Regions from separate parts of the Homo sapiens genome. Here all the other regions are linked to region 3. The links are chromatin contacts, found by Hi-C in ENCODE. All regions are on one chromosome and are shown on one strand. The core of a region is the stretch at or near the end of the contact, and the rest is flanking DNA. Distances in the headings are between cores, read along the strand shown. Region 1 holds the start of FASTKD3 (FAST kinase domains 3). Region 2 holds the start of ROPN1L (rhophilin associated tail protein 1 like). Region 3 holds the start of ZNF622 (zinc finger protein 622).

Region 1 (3,225 bases), core at 1-2,500, 8.6 Mb after region 3:
TTGGTTCTTATTTGATCCTAACGCTAAACAAACTAATCATAGTACTAAAGGTAACTGAAGCACATACTCTCCTTCATTATTTAATGCAAATCAAAAATATGTGAGTGTATGGGCATATATACAAACGGGTGCATATAACGAAAAAATATTTCCAATCCACTTAAACATTTTACTAACACGTTTTTCCGCAAGAGATAAGCAGTAGTAAAACAAACGACACTCACAGATTTTTTTCCATACTCATCTAACGGCTAAAATTGGTGGGCTGTCAATTTGCAGAGACAGATTTAAACTGAAACCCAAACCAAAAGCTTGGCTTTCGGTGAATGAACCGCCCAGAACGGCACCTGGCATGAAACTGGTACTCGATAAGTTATCTGAATGAGTGAATAAACAATATGAAAACACTACACATTGACAGCTCACAGAAAACGGTGGAAACGATAATGAAAACCTTACTACAGCTAAAATTTCTATCACTTCCCATGAAACACACATCCTGAGGGCTTCCCAGGATCAATCAACCCCTCATCCCTGCTACTGCCCCACAATCCGGCACCACCTTCCCACGACTCTCAGCGGAGGCCCGGGCCCCAGCAGCCCCGGAAGCGGCGCGGAGGCGGTGGGCAGAGCTCACGGCCGCGGGCAGAACTCACGGCCGCGTCCCGCCGGGTGGGCGCTCGGAACGTCCCGGGTTCCCCGGAGCGCGCCGCCCCAACCCGGCATGTTCCCCAGTTCCCCGCGTCCCCGAGTGCGGTTTCCCTAGGCCTGGAAAGCGCCTAGAACCAAAGGCAGAACATGAGGAGAGACCCCACGCCGCCCAGGGGCCTCCCGCGGCAGAGGCCGACGCCGAGCCCAAGGACACGCTCCCGGGGACACCAAAGCCAAAGGCCAAAGGCCAAGTCCGAGCCCCAGCCCGCGCCCGCGGCGACCCCCGGAGGCCGAAGGGCGTGGGAACCACGGGCGCAAGCCGGCTGCCCACCCCCGCCCCGGGCCGCCTCTCCCAGGAGATTAGTGCAGGGCGAGCGGCCGGAATCCGGGAACCGTAGCCGACAGGCAGCTTACCCACGCCGCGCCAGCCGGGCACGAACCTGCACAACGCGACTTCCACCAACCTTGCGCCAGCGCGCACTGACGCAGCGCCCATGCTCGGTACCCAGGACCAATAGAAAGCTCCGAAGGGGACCTGGGCCAATCACATTGCGCCGCCCTGAGTCGTGCTCCCGCCCCGCGTTTGCTACGGAGGCCCACGACGCCCAGGCGCTTCCGCGACCACCCGGAGTGATTGCCCGGCAGAGCGCGGTAGGTGTCAACGCGGGGTCTCCGCGCAGTTGGTCCGGCTGGGTGTCAAAGACCTGGCCGGCTTTCTCCTCAGGCTGCGCCGCCCGGCCCGTGTCTCAGCGCAGGTCCCCGGGGCGCCGAGTTTGGGGGTGCTCGCCCCGCGGGTCCCTTTCATTCCTAGGAAAACGCGCCGCGGGGCCTCCCGTCTGTCTGTCTTGCACACACGTGTTGCCAAATCCCCCCGCACCGTCTTTAGATCTGGACTGGCCGCCCCACCTTCTCCCTTCATTGATCTATGTTTTGCTTTTTCTTTTCCTACCTTGTTTCCATTGACAAAGTAGACCCTTTCCTTCAACACTAACCTTCTCCCGACACCGAGGGGAAACCAACAGCTTAGGGCCTTTCCAGCGCGTTTTTACCCTTGCCTTGCTCTAACCTCGCCTAATTTTGCCCACTTTACCTGTTCTTTGATTTCTATCCAAATGCAATTTCTTCCTTCAACCAACATTTAAGGGCCACCCTTAAGAGCTACATTGCCTGAGTTTGAACCCTAGCTCTGCCACTTAACCACCTGCATAAACTGGGCAAAGTAACTTTGTGCTTCAACTTCTTCCTCGTGTAAAATGATAGTAAAAGTACTGAATCTGTGTAAGTTAATAGAATACCTACAACAGTGTTTAGCAAGTAATAGCGATTGTTATTGTTCAATGTCAGCCACTCTTCTAACTCTAGGATGCAGAGACTTTGCCCCTCTGGTGTTTATATGTTAACCATCCTTTTTTTTTTTTTTTTTTTTTTTCCAGATACTCGTTTGTAGTTTCATAAACATTGATGTTGGGTCAATCATGTTCTCAATGTATTTAACCATGTGTTTTTAAATTTTTTAATTTAGTTATCAAATTGAGAATCTGATGGTATGGCATTAATCACCTTGAGGAAGAACCTTTATCGTTTATCTGATTTTCAGATGCATAGAGCTCTGGCTGCTTTAAAAAATAAACCTCTAAATCATGTTCACAAGGTAGTCAAGGAGCGTCTGTGCCCTTGGTTGTGTTCACGACAACCTGAGCCTTTCGGGGTCAAATTCCATCATGCCCATTGTAAAAAGTTTCATTCGAAAAATGGAAATGACCTTCATCCACTCGGTGGACCAGTGTTCTCTCAAGTATCTGACTGCGACAGGCTTGAACAAAATGTTAAAAATGAGGAGAGTCAGATGTTTTACAGGAGACTGAGCAACTTGACTTCATCAGAAGAAGTGCTAAGTTTTATAAGCACGATGGAAACCCTGCCTGACACTATGGCAGCAGGAGCTTTACAACGAATTTGTGAAGTGGAAAAAAAGGATGGTGATCAAGGGCTGCCAAAAGAAATACTGGAGAATAGCATCTTTCAAGCTTTATGCTTTCAGTTTGAAAAGGAGCCCTCACAGCTGTCAAACACTAGTTTAGTGACTGCTTTGCAAGCTCTGATTCTGTTGCATGTGGATCCTCAAAGTAGCCTGTTGCTGAACCTGGTGGCAGAATGCCAAAATCGTCTCAGAAAAGGTGGCATGGAAGTTCGCAATCTTTGTATTCTTGGGGAAAGTCTGATTACACTGCACAGTTCAGGTTGTGTGACACTAGAACTCATTATAAATCAACTTCAAGGTGAAAAATTGGAAACATTTACCCCGGAGGATATTGTGGCCCTTTATAGAATCTTGCAGGCATGTACTGAAAAAGTGGATGAACACCAAACATTTTTAAATAAGATAAACAACTTTTCCCTATCAATAGTTTCCAACCTGAGTCCTAAATTGATTAGCCAAATGCTCACTGCCCTGGTGGTTCTTGATCAAAGTCAAGCATTTCCTCTGATTATAAAATTGGGCAAATATGTCGTGAGGCATGTCCCACATTTCACTAACGAGGAGCTTAGGAGAGTCTTGGAGGCGTTCATATA
Region 2 (2,811 bases), core at 78-2,577, 6.0 Mb after region 3:
TCTTATTAAAAAAAATACAGATGGGGTCTTGCTGTGTTACCCAGGCTGGTCTCAAACTCTTGGGCTCAAGTGATCCTCCCAGCTTGGCCTCCCAAAGTGCTGGGATTACAGGCATGAACCACCAAGCCCAGCCAAAATTTGAAATGTTGATGACTAAAATATTTAAATTAAATTTACACCTGTGCTGACTCTTGTCATCATAAAAGTGAGTTTTTGTTTTACATCTGTTTATTGAAAAGGGGCAAAGAGCTCTCCTGTAAAACCAAGAGGATTTCTTTTAATGCCTCTAAGATCTGTTGACTTGTAACTTTGAGATTATGAATGTCTGTTCCTGGCAAGTGTTGGAATGTTTGTGGCAAAAAATAAACTGTGAAGCTTCATTTGCTGGACAGTTTACCCTGAGCACTCTAGGGATGATGACCTCAGTATGACCACGGTCGTTCCGGTTCTAATAAATTTAACCAGCTCTGGGTATACATAGCTCTGAGAGGACTCTCTGCAGATGAGGAACTTAGCTAAAATATTCCTCTTTGTAAAGTCATTTCACAAAGTGACTGCAACCGTGTAATTTTTTTAACATAATGTAAACACTTTTTTGCCCAATGCAATTACTTTGTTAAGTTTTAGTCTATCTTCATCATAAACACTTTTAAACAATTGAGTTGCCATTACGTTGTAGGTAAGTGAGCATTTTGCAATGATTTCGGGTCTCATAGTCGATAAATCGAAATGGTTCCTAGATAAAACACTCAAGTATAGATGTCACCAATGCTAAGGGGAAAGTTTTGCCTGATACTCTTAAGGACGCTGAGTGCCGCGTAAGGCCCCTGGTCCGGGAGGAGGGCTCTCTGGGCTCGTCTGGCTTGGGCATGTAGACCGGACAGCTCCCCGGGCCAAGGGCGCTTACCCCGCGGACCACCGCAGCACGTCGGCCGGCTGGGTGCGGATGGCAGCCTTGGTGAATTGCTTCAGGATGTCCGGCAGCTCCGGGGGAATGTGGATCTGCTGAGCGCAGAACATGGTGTCGGGAAGCGGCATCGCTCTCCGCAGAAGGGACCAGGCTGGTGAATCGCGGCGCGCTGCGAGGAAGAAGGGCGGCTGTCGGCTACGACGCGGTGGACCCGCTAGCAGCGCGGGGCTTGCGGCCAGGGCCGCCTCCCATCCCGTTCCCGAGGTTGGGGCCGGATTCGCGGGGCTCTTACCCGCTCCTCCGCGGGCTTCGGGAGAAATTCGGACCAACTGCCACTCCGACAACACCCTAGACCCTGCAGTTCCCTAGCGCCAGCCGCCACTACGGACGCGCTCGGTATCCAGGCACCCGGGACGCGAGCAGGCCCCGCCCCTGGAGCCGCGCACGCGCACGCGGCCCTGAGCGAGGCGGGGCTGCTCCCGGGCTGGACAAGGAGGTGCTGGCGTAGTCCGACTAGCAGCAGCCGCTGCTCCCCGGTGGTTCAGAGCCGCGCGAGCTGAGCGTTTCGCCTACAAAAGCATCTTCGGATCGGTTTCCCACCGCCGAATGTGAGCGGCGAACTCACGAAGGACTCCCTCTTCCCCTTGCTCTGGCTGCGTGAGGCTGAGGCTAGGGGACTCGGGCCTGCTAGGAGGGAAGCGGGTTAAGTGAAGGGGCTGATCGCCTGGGCGGCACGGGCCCCGCTGCGGGACCCGCCTGCGCCTGGGGCCGCTCCTCCAAACTTCTCGGGCTTCGAACTTCGCACATGCTGTTCCCTGGCCTAAGCCATCCCGTAGTGAACCTGAGTTCTTAATTTAAAAAGCCGCTTAGACAGTGGGCAGTTTCCAGCTAAAACACTATTGTATTTGTTTTCTTACGATAGGTTGCTTGAGCCAATGTGACTGGCTCTAGGAGGAAATAAATCACATCTGTCAAAAGAGCCTCGAGTCGAAGGATAGGAGAAACCTCGAATTTGGTGGGTGCTGACCAAGGCACCATGCAAGGGGTTAACTTTGCTTTAGGGGGTGACCTGGCTGGCTGCTGCAGTTGCCGTTAACAGCCACCGAATGGATGAGACTCCAGATCCACCTCCTCCTGCGTTCCTCAAAACAGGAAGATGGAGAACTACGGAGAGCTACTTCCCAGAGGGGCCGATGGCAAGCACTCCCTTCAAGGAAACTGGGGAAGTTGCCCGATTTTGATCGTTTCCATCCAAACACCCACCAGACAATATATACATACACATTTCTAAATTAACAGCATTGGCAAAAACTGAAAATACTTGTATTTAAAGTTGATGACAGTATGAAAACAAGAAATCCGTCCGGGCGCGGTGGGTCACGCCTGTAACCCCAGCACTGATCACAAGGTCAGGAGTTCGAGACTAGCCTGGCTAACATGGTGAAACCCCCTTCTCTACAAAAATTGGCTGGGCGTAGTGGCGCGTGCCTGTATTCCCAGCTACTTGGGAGGCTGAGGCAGGAGAATAGCTTGAGCCCGGGAGGTGGAGGTTGCCGTGAGCAGAAATGGCACCACTGCACTCCAGCCTGGGCGACAGAGTAAGACTCTGTCCCCGCCCCCCTCCACCCAAAAAAAGAAAAAAAAAAAAAGGAATCTTCTATGTTGTTGAGAGGGATGTTAATTAGTACCTTTATGGGGCAGTAATGTAACACTAAAATTTTTCGATGATCGTGCAATATTACTTCTGGGAACTTACCCTACAGAAATACTATAAAAAGTAATATGGACAAAAATCTTCACCATATAAATTGGGTAAATGTCTTTTGGAAAACAAATCATGGCCTGGCCACACAATGGTATGAAAAGATGCCCGTGTAAAGTGAAAAAAAGCATCTTGTCAA
Region 3 (2,815 bases), core at 95-2,594:
TGATTGAGTCAAGGGAAGGCACTGGAAGGTTTTTTAAAGCGCCATCTTCTTTTGGTTTTCTCTTGGCAGCCTGGATTCTGAGCATGCAACATTCGACTCTAACAAGGCTGACTCTGGTTCAACCAGGCTGTGTGGATGAAATCTACGACCTCCCCAAGCATTTGAAGTTCATGTTTTCTTTTTCTTTTGAGATGGAATCTTGCTCTGTTGCCCAGGCTGGAGTGCAGTGGCGCGATCTCGGCTCACCACAACCTCCGCCTCCCGGGTTCAAGCGATTCTCCTGCCTCAACCTCCCAAGTAGCTGGGATTACAGGTCTGCGCCACTGCGCCGGGACTAATTTTTGTATTTTTTAGCAGAGACTGGGTTTCGCCATGTTGGCCAGGCTGGTCTTGAACCCCTGACCTCAGATGATCCGCCCGCCTCGGCCTCGCAAAGTGCTGGGATTACGGGCGTGAGCCACCGCGCCTGGCCTGAAGTTCTTTTCTACAGAACTTTGCTGTCCTATATACATGAGGGTACACAGCCAACTGGGCACCTGGCACGGGTCTAGTCCAAATTGAGATGGGCTGTTAACTCTAAAACACACACTGGATTTCCAAGACTTAGAACCAACGACAGAGCGTAAAAGATCTAATTAATTCTTTTAGACTGATTACATGCTGAAATGACAGGATGGGCTAAATTAAACACATTAAAAGCAGTTTCACCGATTTCTCTTTACTCTTTAAAAATGTGGCTGCTATTAGAATTACCTACGTGGCTTGGACTGTGTGTCTACAGGGAGCTCCTCTCGCGCACTCTGTGCACTCAAATTCCGCCGGTGTCCTCCGCCGGAAGGGCCGCCTCAGAAAGGCCGAGCCCCCGGCCTGGCTTCTCCGGTTTCCCGGGAAAGCGTTGCAACCACGGGCGAGGGCTCCGAGGTCGGCCCCGAGGGGTAAGGGCAGCCCTTGCCTTCGCGACATCCATTCACCCGGCTCCGCAGGTGCAGCGCGCGGTCCTCAGAGAAACCCCGACCCTCGCGTCGCTGACCCGACCATTCATTAATCGGGGGCTTCCCAGGGCCCAGGAGCAGCCTCGGGCGCCCCACTCCCCCATTCTCGCGTAGCCGTCCCCTTGACCGCGTCACACCGAGCGGCACAACCACCAGGGAAGGTAACTGGGAGGGCGCGACCTCCCTCAATCAACAGCCACCTCGGGCTGACTGAGCGGACCCAGGTCCCTTTCAGCCACAGCGTTCCCTCGGCTTCCTGGGCCTCACGGCGGCGGAGGCGTGGCCACAGCCTGAGAGGCGGGTTTCCTGTCCAGTTGTGAATAACTTCCGACGTGTGCCGGAAGTTTCCTCAGTGACAATCAGGAAGTCGGCGTGTCGAGTGGCTCTTCCTGGCTGCTGAGGCGGGTTAAGGTCTGAGGGTCTTGTGGGGCCACGGCGCTGATCACCAGGTGTTTGGCTTGGTCGGTTCTTATTTCTCGCCTGGCAATGGCGACGTACACCTGCATAACTTGCCGGGTGGCGTTCCGCGACGCGGACATGCAGCGGGCCCACTATAAGACGGACTGGCACCGCTACAACCTGCGGCGGAAGGTGGCCAGCATGGCCCCAGTGACCGCCGAGGGCTTCCAGGAGCGAGTGCGGGCGCAGCGGGCCGTCGCGGAGGAGGAGAGCAAGGGCTCGGCCACCTACTGCACCGTTTGCAGTAAGAAGTTTGCCTCTTTCAACGCCTACGAGAACCACCTCAAGTCCCGGCGTCACGTTGAGCTGGAGAAGAAGGCCGTGCAGGCAGTGAATCGGAAAGTGGAGATGATGAATGAAAAGAACTTGGAGAAAGGACTGGGCGTGGACAGTGTGGACAAGGATGCCATGAACGCGGCCATCCAGCAGGCCATCAAGGCCCAGCCGTCCATGTCTCCCAAGAAGGCGCCCCCAGCGCCTGCAAAGGAGGCCAGGAATGTCGTGGCCGTGGGTACTGGTGGCCGTGGGACCCACGACCGAGACCCGAGTGAGAAACCACCCCGGCTCCAGTGGTTTGAACAGCAGGCGAAGAAGTTGGCAAAGCAGCAGGAGGAGGACAGCGAGGAGGAGGAAGAGGACCTGGATGGAGACGGTGATGGCCCTGTCTGGGCGGGGAGGGTAAAGAGGAACTTGGCCCACCCTTAAGTTTCCAGATTTATACTCGAGATGGGTGTGTGTGTGTGTTTGAGAGCTTTTAAGTAAAAATGATGAGGGAAGGTGGTTTAGACGCTTTCTGAAGTGCCTTATCTGGCCAGCAGGTTTGGCTGTTTAGTTCACTCAATTCATTCTCCAAGGCCTAAAACCTTGTCTGGAAAAAGAAGTGCTTAATGCATATTTGGAGAATGAATTGATGCCTTCTGTGTTTTGGATGAAGAGGCTTTTAACATATGCACAGGAGGACATGCTATCGTCATACCAGCTGCCGTGTAATTTGCGATTCTAGTGGGTTTCCAGTTATGATGGTTTTGCACTTAATTTAGTTGAGTAAAACAGAATGAGGGGATCAAAACCAACTCAGCCAGAAATTTGGAGCTGGAGCCAGCACCCTCACCTCTTTGCCTTTATGAGCTATTTATTCCTTACTTCCCTCATCCCACATCCTATTAACAGTGCTGGTGTAGGTGTTCATGTCTTAGTCTGTCCACTCTGCTATAAGGAAGTACTAGAGACTGGGTGATTTATGAACAACATAAATGTATTTTCCCATAGTTCTGGAAATTGGGAAGTCCAAAATCAAGGTGCTGGCAGAGTCAGTGTCTGGTGAGGGCCTGTTCTATAGATGAAGTTTTCTCATGGTGTCATCA

What was found. A loop is a pair of places that touch in the nucleus more often than their neighbours do. Pooled maps may share reads with other maps.
Region 1: a loop to region 3 is called in a pooled map, with 4 times the contacts of the local background. The contact joins the promoter of FASTKD3 here to the promoter of ZNF622 in region 3. A Hi-C loop is called at or near these places in 3 of 50 pooled maps.
Region 2: a loop to region 3 is called in a pooled map, with 5 times the contacts of the local background. The contact joins the promoter of ROPN1L here to the promoter of ZNF622 in region 3. A Hi-C loop is called at or near these places in 6 of 50 pooled maps.

Annotation. Positions count from the first base shown.
Region 1 is chr5:7,867,056-7,870,280 of GRCh38, reverse strand. It overlaps FASTKD3 (FAST kinase domains 3), which reads left to right and starts at 1,250. Exons shown (of 7, transcript NM_024091.4): 1 at 1,250-1,302; 2 at 2,085-3,225. The coding sequence starts at 2,198. MTRR (5-methyltetrahydrofolate-homocysteine methyltransferase reductase) reads right to left here and starts at 1,133. Exons shown (of 15, transcript NM_002454.3): 1 at 1,066-1,133. RefSeq lists silencers at 631-680, 741-790, 801-1,240.
Region 2 is chr5:10,440,395-10,443,205 of GRCh38, reverse strand. ROPN1L (rhophilin associated tail protein 1 like) reads right to left here and starts at 1,327. Exons shown (of 5, transcript NM_031916.5): 1 at 908-1,327. The coding sequence starts at 1,038. ROPN1L-AS1 (ROPN1L antisense RNA 1) reads left to right here and starts at 1,355. Exons shown (of 2, transcript NR_102746.1): 1 at 1,355-1,518; 2 at 1,833-2,471. RefSeq lists a silencer at 1,214-1,473.
Region 3 is chr5:16,464,329-16,467,143 of GRCh38, reverse strand. It overlaps ZNF622 (zinc finger protein 622), which reads left to right and starts at 1,344. Exons shown (of 6, transcript NM_033414.3): 1 at 1,344-2,103. The coding sequence starts at 1,479. RefSeq lists a silencer at 1-159 and an enhancer at 1,967-2,036.